Regions from separate parts of the Homo sapiens genome. Here region 2 is linked to region 1. A link is an interaction called in ENCODE POLR2A ChIA-PET data of the cell type or tissue named here. Cell type or tissue: PC-3. All regions are shown on one strand. Each heading gives the region's core, and the rest is flanking DNA. Links, peaks and the distances in the headings are about the cores only.

The links. Peaks named below come from ENCODE experiments on the same cell type or tissue, not always from the same donor. Only the 100,000 strongest peaks of a DNase experiment are listed, where the experiment ranks them.
Region 2: POLR2A ChIA-PET joins it to region 1 with 11 read pairs; 2 of 35 experiments call an interaction of 5 or more read pairs at or near these places.

What each region holds. Positions count from the first base shown.
Region 1 is chr11:47,450,797-47,463,186 of GRCh38, forward strand. No RefSeq gene overlaps it. Among named protein-coding and RNA genes, the nearest start is that of RAPSN, 7.9 kb to the left of the region's middle. RefSeq lists an enhancer at 4,617-5,116. In PC-3, for the core only: a CTCF peak has its summit at 3,576 (motif pointing left); a DNase peak (open chromatin) is centred at 3,595.
Region 2 is chr11:46,972,278-46,984,667 of GRCh38, forward strand. All of the region lies in intron 1 of CSTPP1 (centriolar satellite-associated tubulin polyglutamylase complex regulator 1), which reads left to right. Among named protein-coding and RNA genes, the nearest start is that of CSTPP1, 42 kb to the left of the region's middle. In PC-3, for the core only: no CTCF peak of the experiment used is centred there; a DNase peak (open chromatin) is centred at 5,834; H3K27ac peaks cover 1,053 bases.

The sequences.
Region 1 (12,390 bases), core at 348-8,347:
GGGATGACAGGTGTATGCCACCACGCCTGGCTAAGTTTTTGTATTTAGTAGAGACGGGGTTTCACCATGTTGGTCAGGCTGGTCTTGAACTTCTGACCTCAGTTGATCCACCTGCCTCAGAGCCTCCCGAAGTATTGGGGTTATAGGCGTGAGCCACCATGCCTGACCACAATACTTTTTTTTTTTTTTGAGACACTTTCCCTCTGTCACCCAGGCTGGAGTGTGGTGGTGCCATCTTGGCTCACTGCAACCTTCACCTCCCAGGTTCAAGTGATTCTCCTGCCTCAGCCTCCTGAGTAGCTGGGATTACAGCTGCGCACCACCACACCTGGCTAATTTTTGTATTTTTAGTAGAGACGGGGTTTCACCATGTTGGTCAGGCTGGTCTGGAACTCCTGACTTCATGATCTGCCCACCTCTGCCTCCCAAAGTGTTGGGATTACAGGCGTGAGCCCCCGCACCTGGCCCACAATAAATGTTTAAAAAGGACACAGTCACACAGAAGAAGAGCACGTGAAGACACAGGGAGAAGATGGCTATCTACAAGCCCAGGAGCAAGGCCTTAGAATGAAACCAACTCTGCCAATTCCTTGATCTTGGACTTCTAGCGTCCAGAACTGTGAGAAAATAAATTTCTGTTATTTAAGCCACCTGGTGTCTATGGACCTGTCTATTGTGGACCCTTCACAGGAATGGAATCATACAATATGTGGTCATCTGTGACTGGCTTCTTTAACTTGGCATAATGTTTTCAAGATTCAACTATGTTTTCAACCGTATCAGAACTTCATTACTTATTGTGGTTGGTTAATACTCATTGTCTGGATATACATTTTGTTGATTCAGCAGTTAATAGGCATTTGGGTTGTTTCATTTTTGGCTACTATGAATAATGATGCTATAAAAATTCATGTACAAATTGGGCTGGGCACGGTGGCTCACGCCTGTAATCCCAGCACACTAGGAGGCTGAAGCAGGCAGATCACTTGAGCCCAGGAGTTGGAGACCAGCTTGGGAAACATAGCGAGACCCCATATCTACAAAAAATACAAAAAAAAAAAAAAATTAGCTGGGTGTGGTGGTGCACAGCTGTGGTCCCAGCTACTCGCGAGGCTGAGGCAGGAGAATCGCTTGAGCCTACAAGCTTGGACTGCAGTGAGCCGCAATCATGTCACTACACTCCAGCCTGGGTGACAGAGCGAGACCCTGTTTCAAAAAAATAAAAAATTCATGTACTAGGTTTTATGGGGACATGTTTTCATTTCTCTTAGGTATATGCTTGGAGCAGAAGTGTGAGTAATATGGCAACTGTTACATTCTGGTACCTGCCTACCTGTCTGCCCCAGGGCCTTTGCACCTCCTAATTCCTTCTCTGTTCACCACACCCACACTCTGCCTCGTAAGTCATAATTAGGATGAATCAGCATATTATCCTCTCATTGAATTACACTGCATTCTGATACAGGACTTATCTCTATAATTTTATTTTGAGACAGGGTCTCACTTTGTCGCCCAGGCTGGAGTGCAGTGGTACAATCTAGGCTCACTGAGGCCTCGACCTCCTGGGCTCAAGCCACCCTCCCACCTCAACCCTCGCAAGTAGCTGGCATTACAGGCAATGCCACCATGCCCAGCTAATTTTTATATTTTTAGTAGAGACGGGGTTTCACCATGTTGGCCAGGCTGGTTTTGAACTCCTGTGCTCAAGTGATCCGCTGGCCTGGGCATCCCAAAGTGCTGGGATTACAGGCGTGAGCCACCACGCCCAGCCTCTCTATAATTTTATATTAGTGAGGTTGTTTGCTGAATGTCTTTATTCTTCACTCAAATGAGGTCATATGGCTGGGCCCTAACCCAGGGCAGGACTTTGTCTCCTTCATTACTGACTGTATTCCCAGAGCAAGGCCCGGCACACTGTGGCCCCTCAATAAATGTCAAATATCGGTGAATGGGGAAGAAGCGGAGGAAAGACGGCTTCACCGGGAAATTCAGAGCAACTACACGGCCTGCTTCCTGAGAGCCCAACGGGTCAGAGGGGACGCTCTGGGGGTCAGAAGGCAAATGCCCCAGGCTCAACAGAGGCAGAGTGGGAGCAGGCTCTGGGACAGGTGGCTGGGCAAGGCCACCTGGACTCCCCAAAGGAGTGCTCCTAAGCCTGGGAAAGGGAGGGAGAGCTGGCTGGGGTCTTCTCTCATCTCAGGGAGGCCTGGGTTGATGCTGAGCTGCAGATGGGAGGGAAGCTGGGCCCACAGCGAAGGTGTGAAGGGCCAGCAGATTCTCCCCACTCCAAGGCCCAGACACTATTCACATTGAGTCTCTGGCAGGAAGGAATGGAGGAAGGGCGGCCTGCATCTACACCCCAACAGAGTTGGGGACCACAGCCTTCCTCTTTCCTGGGGAACTCAAATGACCTCAAAACTTGAAAACTTGATGGGATCAAGCTGTCCTTTCCCTGAGACAGGTCTTTGCTCATCTGACTTCAGTGATGGGAATATGCCCATACTCGCTTATTCTAGGTAGCAGAGTACCTTATGTTTCCTTGAAACATTTCATTTCTTCTTTATTATTATTTTTTTTTTTGAGATGGAGTTTTTCACTCTTGTCGCCCAGGCTGGAGTGCCCGTGGTGGTGAGAGGTGAAGCCAGCTGGACTTCCTGGGTGGAGTGGTGACTAGGAGAACTTTTCTGTAGCTAACTAGAGGTTTGTAAAATGCACCAATCAGTGCTCTGTAAAAACACACCAATCGGTGCTCCGTAGCTAGCTGGAGATTTGTAAAATGGACCAATCAGCACCCTGTAAAATGGACCAATCAGTGCTCTGTAAAATGGGCCAATCAGCAGGACATGGGTGGAGACAAATAAAGGAATAAAAGCTGCCTCCCCGACCAGCCCATCCCCACCCCAACAAGCCAGCAGCAGAAACCCGCTTAGGTTCCGTTCCACGCTGTGGGAGCTTTGTTCTTTTGCTCTCCACAATAAATCTTGCTGTTGCTCACTCTTTGGGTCTGCACCACCTTTAATAGCTGTAACACTCACCACAGAGGTTTACGGCTTCATTCTTGAAGTCAGCGGGACCACGAACCCACTAGAAGGAACCAACTGCGGACACAGTGGGATCTCGGCTCACTGCAACCTCTGCCTCCTGGGTTCAAGCAATTCTCCTGCCTCAGCCTCCCAAGAAGCTGGAATTACAGGCGAGCACCACTACACCTGGCTAAGTTTTGCAGTTTTAGTAGAGACGGGGTTCCACCATGTTGGCCAGGCTGGTCTCGAACTTTTGGCCTTAAGTGATCTGCCCGCCTCAGCCTCCCGTGAGCCACCATGCCCGGCCTCAAAAATTTCATTTCTGAGCACGTTTTCCAGAAATCAGCGACTGTAGTTAGGTTAAGGGCATGCTCCTCTATGGCAACGACTGTGGTTTACTTGTCTTTGTACTACTAGTAACTAACGGCACGGCCCCTGGCAAGGTAAGAGGAGACCAACAGAGAATCCTATTTAACATTCTAACATTTTCTGAGTTAAGCATTTCTTCCAGTTTACAAATGAGGAAACAGGCATGGAGAGGTAAGGTGACCTGCCCAAGACTACACTGCCATCTGCTGGTCCTAGACAGCTGGGACCAGAAGCAGTGTGGTTGTAGAGTCTCGTTCTTTTTTTTTTTTTTTTTGAGATGGAATCTAGCTCTGTTGCCGAGGCTGGAGTGCAGTGGCGCAATCCTGGCTCACTGCAACCTCCACCTCCCGGGTTCAAGCGATTCTCATGCCTCAGCCTCCTGAGTAGCTGGAATTATAGGTACGTGCCACCACTCTTGGCTTTTTTTTTTTTTTGTATTTTTAGTAGAGACGGGCTTTCATCATGTTGTCCAGGCTGGTCTCGAACTCCTGACCTCAGGTGATATGCCTGCCTCGGCTTCCCAAAGTGCTGGGATTACAGGTGTGAGCCAACACACCTGGCCAGGACTCCCATTCTTAACCATTATACTGTACTAGAAAGGAGGCGAGGACAAGGGAGATGGAGAAAGTGGAGAACAGAACAATAGTTTTCCGGAATTCATTGCGATCTTTACCTGAAGCACAGCAAAGTCACTGGGAACTTATCCAAAGCTGTAGCCTGGGTGGGCAGAAGGCATGTATTAAGGAGAGGGTAAAGAGTTAAGACTTGCTTACCAGTGCCCAGTAGATGAAAAGCCCTGGAAGGTGTTAGGGAACAGCCACAAAATGAAATGGTCTTTTCAGTGCCACTTAACCTCACAAGGTGGTGATACAGTCGGGGGATTCAGGGCTATCACCAGAGTGCCTGCTGGGCCAGGTACCAGCTGCACACCTCACATTTTAGATCCCTGTTTTATAATCAAAAGTAGAAAATTAAGTTTGGGCCTGAAGCAAGAGTCACAATCTGGCATGTGAGGACTAAATATTTCTGAGTTGGTTGGCAACATGTGTTATCTAGGAGATTTTACATAAAAATGTACATTTCCTTGCTTCTCTTGAAGAGTGGAAGCTTGGCCTGGTGCAGGGGCTCACTCCTGTAGTCCCAGCACTTTGGGAAGCTGAGGCGGGCAGATCACCTGAGCTCAAGAGTTCGAGACCAGCCTGGCCAATATGATGAAACTTTGTCTCCATGGAAAATACAAAAAATTAGCCAGGCATGGTGGCATGCACCTGTAGTCCCAGCTACTCAGGAGGCAGAGGCACGAGAATTGCTTGAACCTGGGAGGTGGAGGTGGCAGTGAGCCGAGATTGTGCCATTGCACTCCAGCCTGGGTGACAAGAGGAAAACTCTGTCTCAAAAAAAAAAAAAAAAAAAAAAAAAGTGGAAACTCACGCATGCTCAGACCTTGACTGCCTACCAACCACTCCAGTGGTCGGGGTCTGGCCCCAAGAGACCATGAATGTCTTACCAATTCATTCATTGGAACCATGCACCCCTGACTCCCTGTTCTCGCCTTGACACTGAAGCCAAATGCCACTTGTCTTATGCTGGCCTCCTTTCACATGAGTACATCACAGTTGCAGCCCCTGCTCCAGATGCATGACGAAATGTAACTGAAGGGGACAGTCCCAAGGTCCCTCTACCACGACTATCGGGATTCTTGGGAAGTCTCCCCATCTTACCAAGTTAGTTTCCCCAATTAAAAAGATATTGGCCGGGCGTGGTGGCTCACGCCTGTAATCCCAGCACTTTAAGAGGCTGAGGCAGGCGGATCACAAGGTCAAGAGATTGAGACCATCCTGCCCAACATGGTGACACCCTGTCTCTACTAAAAATACAAAAATTAGCTGGCGTGGTGGTGCGTGCCTGTAGTCCCAGCTACGTGGGAGGCTGAAGGAGGAGAATCGCTTGAACCCGGGAGGCGGAGGTTGCAGTGAGTAGAGATTGCACCACTACGCTCCAGCCTGGCGATAGAGCGAGACTCTGTTCCAAAAAAAAAAAAAAAAGATATCACCTCTCTGGCAAGTTTTCTGTGAAAATCAAATGAGATGATAAGATAACTTGCTTTGAAAAGAAGCCATTGAACTAACATCCCTCTATTGGCTTATTATTTACGGTAGTGAAAAACTAGAAAGAATCTGTGTCTGATAGAAGGGTGTTCATAACCATGAAGTGCTATGTAGACTCTAAATAAGGAAGCAGTAGATACCTGTGTACCCAGATGGAAGGGAGCCCAGGGCATAGTAACTTAAAAAAGCAAGCTGCAGACTGGGCGTGGTGGCTCACGGCTGTAATCCCAGCATTTTGGGAGGCCGAGGCAGGTGGATCACCTGAGGTCAGGAGTTCAAGACCAACCCGACCAACATGGTGAAACCTGGTCTCTAATAAATACAAAAAATTAGCTGGGCATGGTGGCGGGCACCTGTTAATTCCAGCTACTCAGGAGGCTGAGGCAGGAGAATCGCTTGAACCCGGGAGGCAGAGGTTGCGGTGAGCCGAGATCGTGCCACTGCACTCCAGCCTGGCTAACAAGAGTGAGACTCCTTCTAAAAAAAAAAAAAAAAAAAAAACAAGCTGCAAAACATTCTGTATATTACGGTGTGATTTTTATTTTATTATTATTATTATTCTTGAGACGGAGTCTCACTCTGTCACCCAGGCTGAAGTGCAGTGGCGCGATCTCAGCTCACTGCAAGCTTCGCCTCCCGGGTTCAAGCTAGTCTCCCGCCTCAGGCTCCTGAGTAGCTGGGACTACAGGTGCCTGCCAACACACCCGGCTAATATTTTGTATTTTTAGTAGAGACAGGGTTTCACTGTGTTAGCCAGGATGGTCTGGATCTCCTGACCTCGTGATCTACCCGCCTTGGCCTCCTAAAGTACTGGGATTATAGGCATGAACTACCGCACCTGGCCTTTTTTTTCTGAGATGGTTTCGCTCTTGTTGCCCAGGCTGGAGTGCAATGGCGCGATCTCGGCTCATTGCAACCTCCGCCTCCTGGGTTCAAGTGATTCTTCTGCCTCGGCCTCCGAGTAGCTGGGATTACAGGCATGCACCATCATGCCTGGCTAGTTTTGTATTTTTAGTAGAGACGGGGTTTCACTGTGTTAGCCAGGATGGTCTCGATCTCCTGACCTCGTGATCTGCCCGCCTTGGCCTCCCAAAGTGCTGGGATTACAGGCGTGAGCCACTGCACCCAGCCATTTTTTTTTTTTTTTTTTGAAACAGGGTCTCGCTCTGTTACCCAGGCTGGAGTACAGTGGTGCGATCATGGCTCACTGCAGCCTCAACCTCTTGGGCTCAAGCAATCCTCCCGCTTCAGCCTCCCAAGTGGCTTGGACTACAGGTGTGTGCCATCACACCTGGCTAATTTTTTAAATTTTTTGTAGAGACAGGTCTGTGTTGCCCAGGCTGGTCTCAAACTCCTGGGCTCAAGTAATCCTCCTGCTTCAGCCTCCCAAAGTGCTGGGATTATAGGCATAATCCGAGCTACCATACTCAGCATGATCTCAACATGATCTCATTTTTATTAACAAAAATTACTTATTTTTTGTGTTTATAAGGAAAAATCCGGCCAGGTGCGGTGGCTCACGCCTGTAATCCCTGCACTTTGGGAGGCCGAGGCTGGCGGATCACGAGGTCAGGAGATCCAGACCATCCTGGCTAACATGGTGAAACCCCGTCTCCACTAAAAATGCAAAAAATTAGCTGGGCGTGGTGGCGGGTGCCTGTAGTCCCAGCTACTCGGGAGGCTGAGGCAGGAGAATGGCATGCACCCAAGAGGTGGAGCTTGCAGTGAGCCGAGTTTGCGCCACTGCACTCCAGCCTGGGTGACAGAGCGAGACTGCGAGACTCCGTCTCAAAAAAAAAAAAAAAAAAAAAAGAAAGAAAAAAGCAAAATCCTGGAAGCATATGACCCCATCTGTTATCAATGGGCTGTGGGATGGGGCATTCGCTCACTTTTAACCATGACTTACTGTTGTTACTAGCGACTTTAATGAGTGCTTGCCAGGGGCAGTAGCTTGGCTATTTGTTTGTGCATTTATTCTTTTTTGAGACGGAGTCTTGCTCTGTCGCCCAGGCTGGAGTGCAGTGACGGCATCTCGGTTCACTGCAAGCTCCGCCTCCCAGGTTCACGCCATTCTCCTGCCTCAGCCTCCTGAGAACCTGGGACTACAGGCACCCGCCACCACTCCCGGCTAATTTTTTTTTTTGTATTTTTAGTAGAGACGGGGTTTCACCTTGTTAGCCAGGATGGTCTTGATCTCCTGACCTCGTGATCCGCCCGCCTCGGCCCCCCAAAGTGCTGGGATTAAAGGCGTGAGCCACCGCGCCCGGCTGTGCATTTATTCTTTTTGTAGAGATGGAGTCTCGCTATGTTGCCCAGGCTGGTTTTGAACTCCTGGGCTCAAGCAATCCCCCTGCCTTCGCCTCCCCATGTGCTGGGATTACAGGCATGAGCCACCACACCCGGCCCCTTTGGCTAGTTTTTGAGACAATCTCTCATCTTCCCAACTGTACGGGGCAGGTGCTTTTGTTTCCATTTAACAGATGAACAATCTGGGGCTGAGAATCAAGTAATTTGTCCAAGGTCACAGGGGTGCTGATGGTAGACTTGGTATTACCGGATTAGGGAATCCTTAAAACAAAGATTTCCCCAACATACTCTAAGCCTTTTGAAGAACCACCTAAATGTTTTGCATTTAATAAAAAAAAATTAAGGCCAGGCGTGGTGGCTCACGAGGTCAGGAGTTCGAGACCAGTCTGACCAACATGGTGAAACCCCATCTCTACTAAAAATACAAAAATTTGCCAGGCGTGGTGGCACGCGCCTGTAATCCCAGCTACTCAGGAGGCTGAGGCAGGAGAATTGGTTGAACCTGGGAGGCGGAGGTTGCAGTGAGCTGATACCATACTGCTGTACTCCAGCCTGGGCAACAAGAGTGACACTCCATCTCAAAAAAAAAAAAAAAATTCAAACCCTCACCTGATTTTGTAAACAAGTCATTGCTGTCAGGTGTTTCGGGCTCCAGGCACATCCCATTCTAGGGAAGGGCAGGTTAGTGGCACTCTCAGGGCTGAATGGCCACAGGTAGGCTCCCCTCACCTGGGTCCTTCCCTGACCGCCAAGGGGGAACCTCTAACAGCACAGGGCCCTGCTACTGAAACAGGTGCTGGCACCAACTTCAAGTGGCAGGGCCCCTGGTGAGCGGACTCAGAAGTTGTATTAGAATTCCTGTAAAGTCGCTCTGAGGGACTTGGCGGTCATTTGTGTTGGATGGTGACAGAAATGTCTACTGAATACTTACCCGCCAGTGTGTGTGGAATGGTGAGGCCTCCAGTGAGAAATGAAGTATGGCTCCTGTCTTCATGAAGCTCTGTCCCAGAGGTGGAATTTAAACCAGGGCACCCCAGGGTCCACCTTAGTGACCCCTCAAAGGAATATGTTCTACAGGACTACGGGGTCAGGTTGGCCTGCATGAAAACACAACTGTCCTACTTATTAGCCACATGAACAGAAGAACTGCAGCTTCTCTGTGCCTCAGTCTATCTTCCTATGCTACCAGTTGCTGGGAGGACGAATGCAGTGGCTGTGGCTGATTAATAAATGGTGGCTTTGTTTTCTTAAAAGCAGAATAGGTCGGGCGTGGTAGCTCACGCCTGTAATCCCAGCACTTTGGGAGGCTGAGGTGGGCGGATCACCTGAGGTCAGGAGTTCGAGACCAGCCTGGCCAACATGGTAAAACCCCGTCTCTACTAAAAATAGAAAAATTAGTCAGGTGTGATGCCAGGTGCCTGTAGTCCCAGCTACTCGGGAGGCTGAGGCGGGAGAACTGCTTGAACCCAGAGGGCAGAGGCTGCAGTGAGCCGAGATCCTGCCACTGCACTCCAGCCTGGGCAACAGTGAGACTCCATCTCAAAAACAAACAAGCAAACAAACAAAAACAGCAAACTGTCTAGAACAGTCCTGCCACTGCCTGTGATGATGGAAATGTTTTGTATCGGCACTGTCCAATAGGATAGCCACCAGTCACTTGAAATGTGGCTAGTGAAACCGAGGTACTACATTTTTGTTATTTTAAGAGGGAGTTTCGCTCTTGTTGCCCAGGCTGGAGTGCAATGGCATGATCTCAGCTTACCACAACCTTCACTTCCCGGGTTCAAGCAATTCTCCTGCCTCAGCCTCCCGAGTGGCTGAGATTACAGGCATGCACCACCACGCGGGGCTAATTTTGTATCTTTAGTAGAGACGGGGTTTCTCCATGTCGGTCAGGCTGGTCTCAAACTCCCAACCTCAAGTGATCCGCCTGCCTCGTCCTCCCAAAGCGCTGGGATTACAGGCATGGAGAGGTAAGGTGAGCCACTGGCTGGGCCCATATTTAGTTATTTAAACAAAAAAAGCTACAGTGCCTAGTGGGTAACTGTATTGGACAACTGTGAGTCTAGAAGCCTTCCAGATTCAGGCTGAGGCAGATAATATCGGCAACCAGAAAGAGGAGCTGGGAGAGCTGCAGAAACAAGGCTGGATTGGGAGCAGACAAGCTCAGAAGGATGAGGGATGGCAGGAGCAGGTGCCACAAGGCAGTGGGTGCTGCCACTAGCTTTCAAGTAGGAGGAAGAAAGGAGAAAATACCTCAGGATGTTGACTAAGTGAAGGCCAGACACAAAAGGCCACATATCCCATGACTGTATTTTAATGAAATGTCCAGAACCAGTAAAGATACAGACAGAGGTATATTTGTGGTTACTAGGAAATGGGAAAGGGAGTGAGGGAGAGGATGGGGAGTGACTGCTAAATGAGTACAGGGTTCTGAAAATGTTCTAAAATTAGGCTGCATTCATGGTTGCACAACTCTGAAACTCAGTGAATGGTATGCTTTAAGTGGATGAGTTGTGTTGTGTGTGAATTATATCTCAATAAACCTGTTTATTATTTTTTTCTTGAGACAGGGTCTCGGTCTCACTTTGTTCCCTGGGCTGGGACAGTGGCACAATCTCTGCTCACTGCAACCTCCGCCTCCTGGGTTCAAGCAATTCTTGTGCCTCAGCCTCCTGAGTAGCTGGGATTACAGCCATGCGCCACCATGCCTGGTTTATTTTTAGTAGAGAAGGGGTTTCGCTATATTGGCCAGGCTGGTCTTGAACTCCTGGCCTCAAGTGGTCCACCGACCTTGGTCTTTCAAGGTGCTGGAATTACAGGCATGAGCCACCACGTCATGCAATAAAGCCGTTTAAATACAACCCAAATCTCAAGAGGACTCAGATTAGTAAGACCCATCCCCACTAATGGAAAAACCTTGGGTAGAGCAGGCCAAGACCTGGGCCTGGAAAGTGTCGGGGACTGCGGGAAAGCCCTTCCTGGTTGTGTGAGTTCAATTTCCCATCCCAAGGCTGCCTTCAATTTATTTTTGAGATGGGAGTCTCACTCTGTCGCCCAGACTGAAATGCAGCGGAATGATCTTGGCTCACTGCAACCTCCGCCCGCCGGGTTCGAGATTCTCCTGCCGCAGCCTCCCGAGTGGCTGGGATTACAGGTGCCCGCCACTATGCCCAGCTAATTTTTGTATTTTTGGTAGAGACAGGGTTTCACCATGCTAGCACTGCTGGTCTTCAACTCCTGAACTCAACTGATCTGCCTGCCTTGCCCTCCCTAAGTGTTGGGATTACAGGAGTGAGCCACCGCGCCCGACCTGCCTTGAATTTTTAAAAAACAAAAGCCTTCCCTATAGCTGGAGCCTTCAACCAGTACAGAGAAAGTCAATGCATGCAAAAGCAATTAAACACCAGATGGTGGGGGTTGGAAAGGACTCCTGAGAAGGAAGGAAAATGCTTGAAGGCACAAGGTGCAAGGCAAGTCCAGCTCCGATCTCTCCTGAAGGGAAATATTATCAAACATTAGTCTGACATTCCCTGAGGTGCAGGCACAACCTGGTGTTTAATTTCCAGCCTGGTGGCTTTTTCCTCATCAGGGACCGAGCTGCTCAGGTGAGCATAGTATGTGAGCATTAGGGAAGCTGTGTGCTGACCGAGAAAGTCAGTGCGGAGGTGCCTCTGCCAGCCAGATGAACAGGAATGTGGCAAAAAGTAGGTGTTGAGCAAGCTACAGAAGGATGAAGAGGTTTTCAAAGAATACAAAACATTGGCCGGGCGAGGTGGCTCATGTCTGTAATCCCAGCACTTTGGGAGGCCAAGGTGGGTGATCAACTTGAGGCCAGGAGTTTGAGACCAGCCTGGCTAACATGGTGAAACCCTGTCTCTACTAAAAATACAAAAAATTAGTCGAATGTGGTGGCACATGCCTGAAGCTGAGGCAAGGGAGTTGCTTGAGCCTGGGAGGTGGAGGCTGCAGTGAGCAGACTGTGCCACTGCATTCCAGACTGGGTGACAGAGCAAGACTCTGTCTCAAAACAAAAACAAAAACAAAACAAAATCCAACAAAACACTTAATTAAGATACAGCTTTATTGGCCAGGCACGGTGGCTCATGCCTGTAATCCCAGCACTTTGGGAGGCCAAGGCAGGTCAATCACCTGAGGTTGGGAGTTCGAGACCAGACTGATCAACATGGTGAAACCCCATCTCTACTAAAAATACAAAAATTAGCTGGGCATGGTGGTGCGTGCCTGTGGTCCCAGCTACTAGGGAGGCTGAGGCAGGACAATCGCTTGAACCTGAGAGGCAGAGGTTGCAGTGAGCTGAAATCGCACCATTGCACTCCAGAGTGGACAACAAGAGATAAACTGCGTCTCAAAAAAAGATACAGCTTTATTATAATAAATATGCAAAAGCCTAAACTTTTTTAAAAGGCTGAAATAGTACTTGACATATTTCCTTTTTTGGGTCAATTTTATTTATTATTTATTTTGAGATGGAGTCTTGCTCTGTCGCCCAGGCTGGAGTGCAGTGGCGCGATCTCGGCTCACTGCCAGCTCAGGCTCACGCCATTCTCCTGCCTCAGCCT
Region 2 (12,390 bases), core at 1,828-9,827, 480 kb before region 1:
ATCCTCCTCCATGATCTAGTGAGGAGGTTAAGTTGGAGGTTAAATACCTTGCATAATACCCCAAAGAGATAGGACAGGGATTAGAGACCAGGTCTTATATAATGAGACCCCCTTGCTAGGGTTGTTGAGCATTGGTGCCTGTCTGTGGGATGGCAGTGCAGGGCTGGGATCAATTCTCTGTTTAAGAGCAAGTCTGAAGGTCAGTTCTTTCCTTTTTGAGCTGGGCTATTTGAGCGGTACAGTGTACACTTTCTGAAGAGATTTCTGGAAGCAATTGCAGAAGTTTCTTATACAGGGTAGAATCTGACCTAAGCTGTCCAAAGAGAAATGGCCCTTAGAGAGAAGTTGTGCTTCCCCTTTGCTACCTCATATTTTATGTGCTGCCTCTCATTTGTTCCTTTTCCTCTCTAGTTCAAAATGCAGGATCTGAGAAGGAGACGGAGCTGTCATCAGTTCTAAACCTGAACAGAATGTTTCCTCAGTTAGTAAATGGAAAAATTATTTTAAAAAATCTTCATGTATGTTTGTGAAATACCAAGACATTGATTTGTGGTCTAGTTTGCAATCATGATAATTATATTAATTAGTACCAATCATGATCATTTTAAACTTTCTGAATTTCTCTATCCTAATTCTGTGATTCAGTGGAAAATATTTATACTCAAGAGATTAAGGTTCAATTTTCTGCCCTACCACTTAACAACTGTGTGACCTTGGGCAGTTTCTTCACTGGTAATATGGAGATAATAATCCCAGCCTTATCTGACTCCTAGGTTTGTTGTAAGGTTCAATGAGATAATGTATGTGAAAGTATTCGGTAAACTTTCAAGAGCAATACAAATGTTTTTGTTGAAGTTATGAAAGTCATTACCCTGTTTAAAACACAGTAAGCACTGAAGATGTCAGTACGTCTCTTAAGATTCTAAAATAGTGTCAAGAAATGTTCTATCCTATCCTAGCATGCGCTAACCTAGGTCTGTGAATAGGCCAAGGAGCCCTCTCCTTGGTTGATTGGTTGCTTGCCAGATATATTAGTTTGATCTCTTCATTTATACTTTCTGGAAAATATATGGATGCTTTATGTTAGGTTTGTCTGCATACAACAGAGAAACCTAAAATACCGTGGTTTAAACAAGATAGAAGATTATTTCTCTTTCATGGAAAACAAGTCTGAAAATAGGCAGTCCACAGCTGGTAGAGTATACTCCAGGGTTTCATCAGGACTCAAGCATATATTTTTCTGTGCCAACATCCTCACCATAGAATCCATTCTTTACCTCATGACCCATGAGGACTGAAGGAACTCCTTTTTATCCATTGGGATAAATAAAGGATATCTCAACTGAATCAGTCCCATTTAAGTACTTTCTAGAAAATCCACACAGTATTTTGCTTACATTTTATAACTGAGTCACATGACTAAAGACTAGCTACAAGAGAAGCTGAGAAATATAATCTTTATGCCAGTGACCATGAACCCAGGTATGTATACTGGAGGGTGTATGTGTGTGTGTGTGTGTGTCTGTGTGTGTCTGTGTGTCTGTGTGTGTTGAAGAGGGTAATTTATAACCAAAAACATTCATATTTTTATATAATGCTGTGGCAGAGACTTCAAGTTGCAAACTTCAATGGCTTCTTCTTCCTTAGAAACGTACTTGCAGTTTTGGCCAGTCATGGTGGCTCACACCTGTAATCCCAGTGCTTTGGGAAACTGAGGTGGGAAGATTGCTTGAGGCTGGAAGTTTGAGACTACCCTGGGCAACATAGCAAGACCCTGTCTCTACCAAAAAACAAAAACAAAAAATTAAACTGGGTTTGGTGGTGCACACCTGTAGTCCCAGCTACTCCAGGGGGCTGAGGCAGGAGGATTCCTTGAGCCCAGCTGTGGAGGTTGCGATGAGCTATGATTGCACCACACTGCACTCCACTGTGGGCAACAGAGCAAGACCTTGTCTCAAAAATGAAACAGGCCTGGCGCAGTGGCTCACGCCTGTAATCCCAGCACTTTGGAAGGCCGAGGCGGGCAGATCGCTTGAGGTCAAGAGTTCGAGACCAGCCTGTCCAAGATGGTGCAACCCCGTCTCTACTAAAAATACAAAAATTATCCAGGCGTGGTGCCAGGCGCCTGTAATCCCAGCTACTTGGGAGGCTGAGGCAGGAGAATCACTTGAATCTGGGAGCAGAGGTTGCAGTGAGCAGAGACCTTGCCATTGCACTCCAGCCTGGGCAAAAGAGCGAGACTCTGTCTCAAAAAAAAAAAAAAAAGAAAGAAAAAGAAACAGGCCAGGCATGGTGACTAACACCTGTAATCCCAGCACTTTGGGAGGCCGAGGTGGGTGGTTCACTTGAGATCAGGAGTTTGAGACCAGCCTGGCCAACATGGTGAAACCCCATCTATACCAAAAAACAAAACAAAACAAAACAAAAATTAGCTGGGTGTGGTGGTGTGCACCTGTAGTCCCAGCTACTTGGGAGGCTGAGGTGGGAGGCTCGCTTGAACCTGGGAGGTAGAGGTTGCAGTGAGCTGAGATCATGCCACTGCATTCCAGTCTGGGTGACAGAGTGAGACTCTATCTCAAAACACACACACACACACACACACACACACACACACACACACACACACAATACTCCAATTTTTACCTGGAGATTCGAGAAATTAGGGAAGAAACCAAAGAAAATATATTTCCTTATAAAATAAATATTAAAATAAAGAAAAAAAAGTCTGGGTGCAGTGGCTCACACCTGTAATCCCAGCACTTTGGGGAGGCTGAGGCAGGAGGATTGCTTGAGCCCAGGAGTTTGACACCAGCCATAGTGAGACCCTGTCTCTACAAAAAAATTTAAAAGTTAGCCAGGCATGGTGGTGCACACTTGTAATCCCAGCTGCTCAGGAGGCTGAGATAGGAGGATTGCTTGAACCTGGGAGGTCAAGGCTGCAGTGAGCCATGATCACACCACTGCACTCCAGCCTGGGCGACAGAGCATGACCCTCTCTCAAAAAAATTTTAAAAGTTAGAAAATATATTTCTATAGTGCAATAACAAAGTGATTTGTGCAGGGAAAACTAAAAATTCTGGAGACATTTTTTAAGCTCAGCAGTATTTGCATAAAGAAATATTTATAATGTGAAAACAAAGTACTTCATTTAATTTTGAAAGATGTATTAAGCAAAAAAGGAAAGAAAAATGAGAGGAAAAATGCTAGAAATACAGGGGGTACATTGGTTTAATTTGAACCCTCTTATGTATATGTATCTTTAGCTCCTTTTACTTTAGCTTTTCTCGTCTCTTTGGAAATGAAAATATTCAGTTGTTGCCATGATTTTGCTTGCTTTGTACAAATGAAATGTTGGCTTTATGGTTATAGACAGAAATATGGAAAACTTTAGAGCTACTTTGAGCAAGCCCAAGAACTTTGAATCATTGAATCAAGAGGAGAAAAAATGAAGAAAATATTTCAAGTTCTTTATCTGTAAAATGATGGAGATAAACAATATGATCTGAAAGTCTTTCAACTTCTTAAGTTTTTATAATTCAGGAGCAGTGGTAAGAATAGTAATGAAGTTTCTAACTACTACTTCCAAGTTAAGTACAATCCAGAGAGGCCAGTGGGACAGAATCTGTGGGACGATGTGGGAGGACTTAAGTGATTTTAAGTCCTGGTGAAGAGGAATAGTGTGTTCAATGGAAATTGAGGAAGACAAGGACTTTTCAGGTCAGGGGGCTTAATGGGTCATCATTGTGTTTGTTACAGAGTTTTAGGAGAGTGGTGGAGAAAAAGATGGAGAAAAAGAAAATGGACTATGTGCTCCTAGGAAGAGAGATGTGATTGTTTTCTAACATGTAGGCAATGAACCCTCAGAGGAACTATAGATGAGCATTAGGGTGTTCTTGAATGCTCTAAAATTATATGCAACATATTATATTCGTTTTTCTGTGAGAAAGCATTTGTAGCTTTAATCAGATTCTTATTGTAAGCTAACAAAGCCACTTGCTCTTAAAAATGAATAATAAAGACTTTAAATGATTAAAAACAGAAAAAGTGACACTTCAGTGGTCCTGCAGTGGGTGAATATAGTCATTGTGATATTTTCAGAGTAAGCTAGGTTTCAGTCACACACACACACACACACACACACACACAGTACACACACACACACAATGAGAGAAATGTATAGAATCGTGGGGAATTTGCTGTACAGTTTTGGGTTTTGGCTTGCTATTATTAGCTGCACCTTGGGCATGTTACAGAACCTCCCTAAGCTTCAATTTCCTCTGCTATAAAATAAGGATAAAAGTACCTTAAATGGTGGTTGTGAAAATTAGAGACAATGTAAGTTGAGTACATAGTACAGTGCTTGGCACAGAATAGGTATTTGGTAACCCTTTCCCCACATGAGTTTTTTAAGTTTCTGTATTTACTTTAAGGCCCTTATTGTATGCAGTCATCCATGAGTATATGCAGGGGGTTAGTTCCAGGGCTCTCTGAGTATACCAAAATCTGTGCATACTCAAGTCCTGCAGTTGGCCCTGTGGAACCCGAATCTACGAGAAGTTGACCCTCCCTATACGTGTGTTTTGCTTCCTGAGAATACTGAAGTTTCGACCTACATTTGGTTGGAAAAAACCCTCACTTTTAAGTGGACCCAAGCTATTGAAATCCGTATTGTTCAAGGGTCAATCGTATTTCACTTTGAAGGACTGGTCCTCAGCAAGTTCATCTTCTGAACTACTCAGTGATGCTCACACTCAAGAAGACCATATCTTATTAAGTGGTTAGTTTAGAAGCTCTTTCCCATGCAGATTTGCAAGCGGAGTGTGTAAAAATCACACATTGCACTTGTTGCCTGGCAGCACGTGTCCCTGAGTGGTAGTACATGGCTTGCATTGTAATGTTATCAGTGCTGGGGCCAGCTGGCTAGACATGTACTGCTACATGGGCTAGGGACTCCATTCCTCAACAAAACAGCAGCCAGCACTAGGGTTAACAGAAAATGACAAACCAGGAATGGATGAGGGAGGCGCCAGCACAGCAGCGGGATGTCTTTTGATTTGCTTCTGTTATTTGCATGTCTCTCTTGTGATGTCTGTGAAATGTTTAGAATGACAAAGTTTTTAAAAGACCTGCTGACTCCGCCTGAAAAATGTGAAAAACCTCCCATTTAGAGACCTATTATGTCCAGCTAGCCTGCATTTTCTATATCTTTTTCTTTATTTTTTATTAATGCAAACATTTGCATGAAGACAGAACCTTTGTTTCTTAAAGAGTTCATCTGCTCCTGCTGCTTACTGGCCCTGCCATGCAAGAGCACAACAGAACCTTTGTTAGGCTTTCAGCAAAGCTGTTTATGAACGGTGGCTTACTGAGGACTGCTTCCTGTGCTGTGTGCTTCCATTTTGTCTAAAAAGAAAAAAAGAAAATAGTTATTAGGAGTAAAAAGAATTTGGACTTTCTTTTATTCAAGTCCTGGATGTTGAAATGACAAGTAGCCCCCAAATTTGTGAGGAACTGGTAATTGCATCGAATGCATTTTTTCGCTTTACCTTGAACATAATGAGGCTCTTAGTAACAATAGAAGGAACAAGTGCCTTCTCATTGGAATAGAGAGAAGGAACAGTAGTAAAAAGGCAACAGAAAGAGTAGTTGAGAACAGGACAAAAGTGGCTTCCAGTAAGAACACTAACATTGTAATAGAATGTGTTTTGATATTTAGCGTTTCCCACCTGGGAGGCACAGTCCTAAAGTGGTTGAGTTGAATAAAGAACAGCATCACAGTTTATAAATAGTGGATACAGTTTGTATGTTCATTAAGTAAATATTTGAATGTCTACCATGTGAAAGACACTGAATGGTCCTGAGTGTTAAAGGAAATAAAAGATAAATGAGTCATGGTGCCTATCTTTAAGGATCAGGACATCCAACAAAGAAGATAACATACGCATAACAGAAATAACTGTGTATCAAGGTAGAAAGTGCCACTGGAAATATTTAAAATAGATGTTTAGGGAGTTTGGGAAAAGGGAAGATCACTTCTGGCTGGGACAGAATCAGGGAAAGGTTCACAAAGAAGGTGGCATTTGAGTTGGGCCTGGCAGAAAAGGTAGGACTGAACATTGCAACATTCCTAAAAGTGATGAGTCAAAAATTATGTTGTTCTAGTAAAACAGATCCAAAGTATGTTTTTATAGGGTACTTTGGTGGTGTTTTTATACCATTAATTTAGATGATATGTTAAGTGTTATGAGTTTTCTGTGTAGACTAAACTGGGGCCTCTCTGTCTAGTCTATGTTGTTCCAACCATTTGCCCCATACGGTTTTTGTGCACTTTGGCCTAGGCCTTTTTGTATCTATAAATATCTACAATAGCATCCTTTACTTTCATAACAAAAATAGAAACTCAAAGGGATTATTGAGCACTATTACAGCTATATCCCATAAACAGTATGTGGAGATAGTTCTTAGTGGGGATTTCACATGTGAGACTCTTATTTGAAAAAGAATCCCCACCTTCGTGCAGAGCCACATCAACCACAAGAGAGAGGACAGGGAATTCTAAGCCCGTGAGTTTTCAGTTACTTTAAATTAGAACTTTTCTGTATCTTTTTGTCATTAGAAAAAATGAGATCCTGTTACTGTTAGTTCAGTTGTGAATGCCAACTAATTTTTATGTAATATTTTTAATGTAAAATGCCAAGCAAATGATTAAGCTGTTGTATTAGTATCTTATTGCATTAATATCACTATTCTGTATATTCATAGTTAAATTGCATATTACCAATTAATATTAATCTGTAAATTTAATGATAATTGATAAATACATGGTTTGCCCCCAAAGGCTATACTTTTTCTTTTTTTTAAAGAGACAGGAGTCCTACTATGTTGGTCTTGAACTCCTGGGCTCAAGGGATCATCCTGCCTCAGCCTCCTGAGTAACTGGGACCATAGGCATGCATCACCATGCCCGGCTGCAAGACTACAACTCGTGCTATAGCACAATTAATTTTCACCTTGTAATTTTATTACTTCCCTGTTTGAAAACATGAGTGGCATATGATTTACTACATGTTTAGCAATTTACAGGATTTTTTTTTTACCCATGATACTTTCTGGAAAATAGTTATGTGAATGTTTATGGCGTTGACTTGATAACTATACTGCTTTATTAGTAACTATTTTTGCAAAGTTATTGCCATGACAAATATTACTTGGGTTCTTCATATGTCCCTTAGATTGTAACTGTGGGAAACTTAAGTGCTACTTTAGATTTCTCTGGTGTTCAGGAAGTACATTTTGTTATGGTCAGCTAGCTGAGTGCTTTAAGTTTGAACTATGAAAATCTCCTTAAAAAAAAAAAGGACGCGGTGGCTTATGCCTGTAATCGCAGCACTTTGGGAGGCCAAGGCAGGCGGATCACCTGAGGTCAAGAGTTTGAGACCAGCCTGGCCAACATGGTGAAACCCTGTCTCTACTAAAAGTACAAAAATTAGCTGAGCATGGTGGCGGGCGCCTGTAATCCCACCTACTCAGGAGGCTGAGGCAGGAGAATCGCTTGAACCCTGGAGGTGGAGGTTGCAGTGAGCCGCGATCACGCCACTACACTCCAGCCTGGGTGACAACAGCGAGACTCTGACTTAAAATAAAAAAGATTCTGTAGTTTCTGGCACTTGAAATTGCAGGACTCCAACCTACAAATGCTGTATTATTATGAGATTTAGGCTGGAAATACTGAGGCAGTAGGATTTAAGCACTTACCCTTAATTGACATCCCAAAACTATATATAAAACAAACAAACAAACAAAAAAACAAAAAAACCCACCAGTTTTAGGAAAGAGAAGGGAAGAGGGGAGGATTAATGGTTGACCAGAGACTGTTTTGAGTGTCAAGGCACTCAGCTTTTCACAGCTATTAACCAGTACAATACCCCTTTTGGTTGAGGGAAATAGACTTTAGTTTTTCATCCTCTACTTAACATAAAGATCTTTAGACACCTCTTGTTTTCTGGTTGTCACAGGTGATGTTAGCATATGTGTAATGCTTTGTTTGCCTCTGGCGTGTCTTTTAGTATTTGAGTTTGACTAGCCGTATAGCAGGACTTTAGTGGTTTGGATGCATAGATGCAATGTATTGCTTTTGTCTGTTTTATAATTAACAATTATAAAATAAAAGGTCATTCCTTAATTTGCAAATTTGTTCTCAGAAAGTTCTGTTTGATACATGTCATACTGCATGGCTCTTTAAAGGTGGCAGTATCATGCAGTACAGACTGGAATATAGGATAATAGGCTTATACACTTGGAGTAGAGAAGGCCTTTTTGAATAGGACACAAAGCACACCAAAAAAAAGCCACAGATACATTATTTTGACTGTATCAACACTTAAAACTTCTGTAAAATGAAAGATACCACAGACAAGTTAAAAGAAGACCATGAAGTAGATGTATGTATTTGTGACATGTATAGAATTATCTACAAGTCAAGAAGAAGAAAAAAAGACAACCAGAGAAGAAAATTGGCAAAGGATAAGAAATACAAATAAACATGAAAATGTGCTTAACTTTATTTGTAATCAAGAAAAGTAAAATTAAAACAACAGAGAAAAGCTATTTTCTAACTATTAAATCGGCAAAATTAAAAAGCATTAGGCCAAGGATAGTGAAAATAGATACTCATACAGCTGGTGGTGTGTAAATTGGAATAACTAATTTGTAAAAGCAATTGTCTATCTCTGGTAAACATGAAGATATCCTGTGCATCCTATGAAATGCCAATTCCATCTTGAGGAATCTACCTTAGAAAAACTCTTGCACATATATACAAGGAAACACGTACAAGAATGTTCAACACAGCCCAGTTTATTATAGTGAAAACATGGAAACAACCTAAATGTTTATCAGTAGGGAAATATTTACCATTGGGAACTATCAAAAAGGTAAGTAGGTTCCATATTGTTTTATAAAAGATCTCCAGACATTGTTGATTAAAAAAAAAAAAGATGCAGAAAGGATATATCAGACACTTAAAAACAACTTAAAACATGAAAACAGAACAAGCTCACAAACTATATTTCTGTATTTTTGAAAATATGTACCCCAAACTGATAATAGTTGTTATCTATGGGAACTGGAATTAGTCTTTAGCTTTATCTGTATTGTTTGAACCTTTAAAAATTATTGTGTGTTTAACTAGAAATAAACATTTTTAAAAATTTAAAGATCATACCAGTACTTTGATTTACCAATTTAAGCTTCTTAATACTATAAAGTATTAACAGGGAAGAGCCAGCAATTTCTAGATAATACAACGTAAGATGGGGCACTTTGTAGGTTTTTGGATTTTTCTTGTTTTGCTTTCATTTTTGGTTTTGAGAGGTAGTGGGGTGAATGGAAGAATACGGGCTTTGGAGTCAAATCTAAGTTTGAATCCAAGCTCTGCCATTTATTTAGACTTTGGGCAGGTTTCTTAACCTCTCTAGTTTTTAAAAAAATTGCTATTACCTACTTCGTTGGGTTGTATAAGAATTACATGTGCTAGATTTCCTCATTTCCCCATTCCCTTTGGTTAAGGGAAATTGGTCTAGTGTGGTCTAAGATCAAAGATGGTCTCGTATGGATGACAAAATGTTTCACAAGAACACACTATATCCTTGGACCAGGATATACCAGTAAAGATGGAGGATGTAAATAATAAATTTTAGAGGTCTATTAACTGTTTAAACCATTAAGCTATCTATTTGTACCTCACAAGATCAAATACTAGATTATGTTAGTGATTTATAAATGATATTGAACTTGAAACTTCTAAGCAGTTTACATGACAGGTTGTTGATTAACAGGTTTACTTTTTTTTTTAAATCTCAGAGAACATTTTAATTTAGTTCAGCAAACATTTATTTGTGCCATCCAGCATCTCAATCTCAAGAGGCCTCATAGACCAAAATATGTCTCAAAAGGAAGAAAGGAAAACTCTATGTATTTATCAATTTATTTATCAAACTCTGGCAAGGGGGGAAAAAGTCAGGTTTAAAGTTGAGTATATGTATATACTCTGCTTTTCACTTGTACTGCTATTGCCTATGTGTGCATCTGTTAATATCATATATAGCAATTCATATGAAGATTTTTTCCAGTGAGACTTAGTTATTCTATTATTGGGACTCTGTATTAAATAATAATTTTTAAAAAAGAGTGCTCTAACTAATGTTAAGGTGGAAATTCTAGACCCCTCAAACAAAAATTTCCAAATAGGACCCCTTATCATTTAATTGTGAAATAAACAACTAATGCTTTTATGGTATTTATGCTTGGGAAGAGAATAAAATAAATAGTTTTGGATTTTCCCCATATAAATTAGGGCCTGCTGAGTAATTAGCAGTTAATAAGTGAATGCTTCCTACAAGTTTAAAGGTCATACCTGAAATGGGTATATGATGATGTATATTTTTATAGTTATAGATTTTATATAGCCCAAGAATCCTTGAAGATAGTCTAAACATCTTGGTTTGATGAGCAGAACTTTCAATAAGGGGGTAAGGGGCTAATATTGTTTGAGCACTTACTATGTGCCAAGCACTATTCTAAGATGATTACATAGATTATTTTATTTAATCTTCACCACAGTCTTCTGTGGTAGGTACTAGTATTGCCCAATTTTATAGAAAAGGGCAGAGAGATAAGGTAACTTATATGAAGTTACACAGTCAGTAAATGACAGAGCTAGAAATCATATCCAGGTTCAGTTGGCTCAAGAACCCATATTCTTAACCATTGCAGTAAAAATTGTTATGCTGTTTTAATCTGTAGAGTCAGCATGTAGCAATAATAATATAATCATTAACATGTTACATTTTGCATATATTGAATGCTTTCTAAAGAAGTAGTTTATTATCAGACATATTCTTAGAATCATACCCATTTTATAGCAGGATTGACAGTGTTATAAAGAGATTACGTGATCAACATGGGGTGAGTCAACAGAACCAAGAAGTTTCTGATCCACAATTGCCTTCACTTGCTAGGTTCAAGTAAGGATCATATAGTGTTTACTTACATTTGCCTTAGATTTTTCAGTATAGCATGATGAAATTCTAAATGCTTATCTCAGACAGTGATGCTATCTGAGCAAGACATGGACAATTGGGCATTAGTGTGAATTTTAGGACACTAGAGCGTAGGTACAGGTTAGAAAACTTAATCCTCATCTTGTGGAAGTCATGGCAAAGCCAAAGAGGAAAAGCCTGTCTTAAATGCTTTTCCTTTTCCAAGGGGCAGCTAAGGTGCCCAGATATCTTTGCCCTCCAGGGATGCAGGTGTGCTGTTTTTTATTCTTTAATCATTCACATAAATTAAAGCCTATTCCTTTGCATTAAAAAAAATGTAAAATGACACTCTCCGTGTTTTATTGCCAGGCAAGAGCTTTGAACTTCTGTCTCATTGAAGTTTGATAAACTAAGGATTTTCCCGTGTTGGGTGGTACCCTTAACCACAGAGGGAGCATTAGACTGATAAGAGCTGCAGGTGAAGGAAACCACCAGGGCACGGCAATTAGGGAGAGCTTCGCACTTGGCTGTTGGCTGGTGTAAAACTCTCTGCAGGGAGGAACTTTTCTTCTTAGCTTCTTCCCTTCACCCACACGTAAAAAGAACACCAGGGCTTTCTATTTCTACTTTGCGAACTAGGAATGGATGGGATGGTTCTTTTCAAGAAACTTTCAAATTTAGGGACAAGTTCTAACTTCACACAAATGCTGATTGGTATGAAGGTGGGGGGACAGGACAGACAGACATACACACACATAAATTCACGTGGACCCAAATGGACCATATCTCTCAGGTGATTTTACTATCAACATACATTCCTGCCTTTGTGCACTGTGTAAAATAAAGATAATTTTTACTTCCATAACTGATTATAAAGTGTTAATGGTGAGGCAACGTGTTAAGAGAATGGGTTCTTGTATCAGGTAAACCTTGGTTCAAATCTTGGCTTCTCTTCCCACTAGCTGTGTAAATTAATTTTGTAAGTCTCAGTTCTCCCACTTGTAAAAATAGAAGTCTAAGAATAACTATTATAGGATTGTATTTGGAAGAAATAGAATAAAGCATGTGAAACAATTAGTACAGTACTATATCTGTCACATTGTTGTTTAATAAATTGTGCAAGTACTCAAAAATGGTAGCTGTTATTATTTGTAATATGAAACTAAATATCTGATTGGTAGATTAATGTTAAACATGCATGGTCCAATATATTTCTTTCTTTCCTTTTTTATATTTTTGGTATAAAGTCTATTTTCTTGAAAATTCCTGCTTTTTTTTTCTAGAAGGACAAAAGTACTTTGATTTTTACTGCTCTGAAAATATTTATCCCGTAAAAAGCTTTCACATTAAC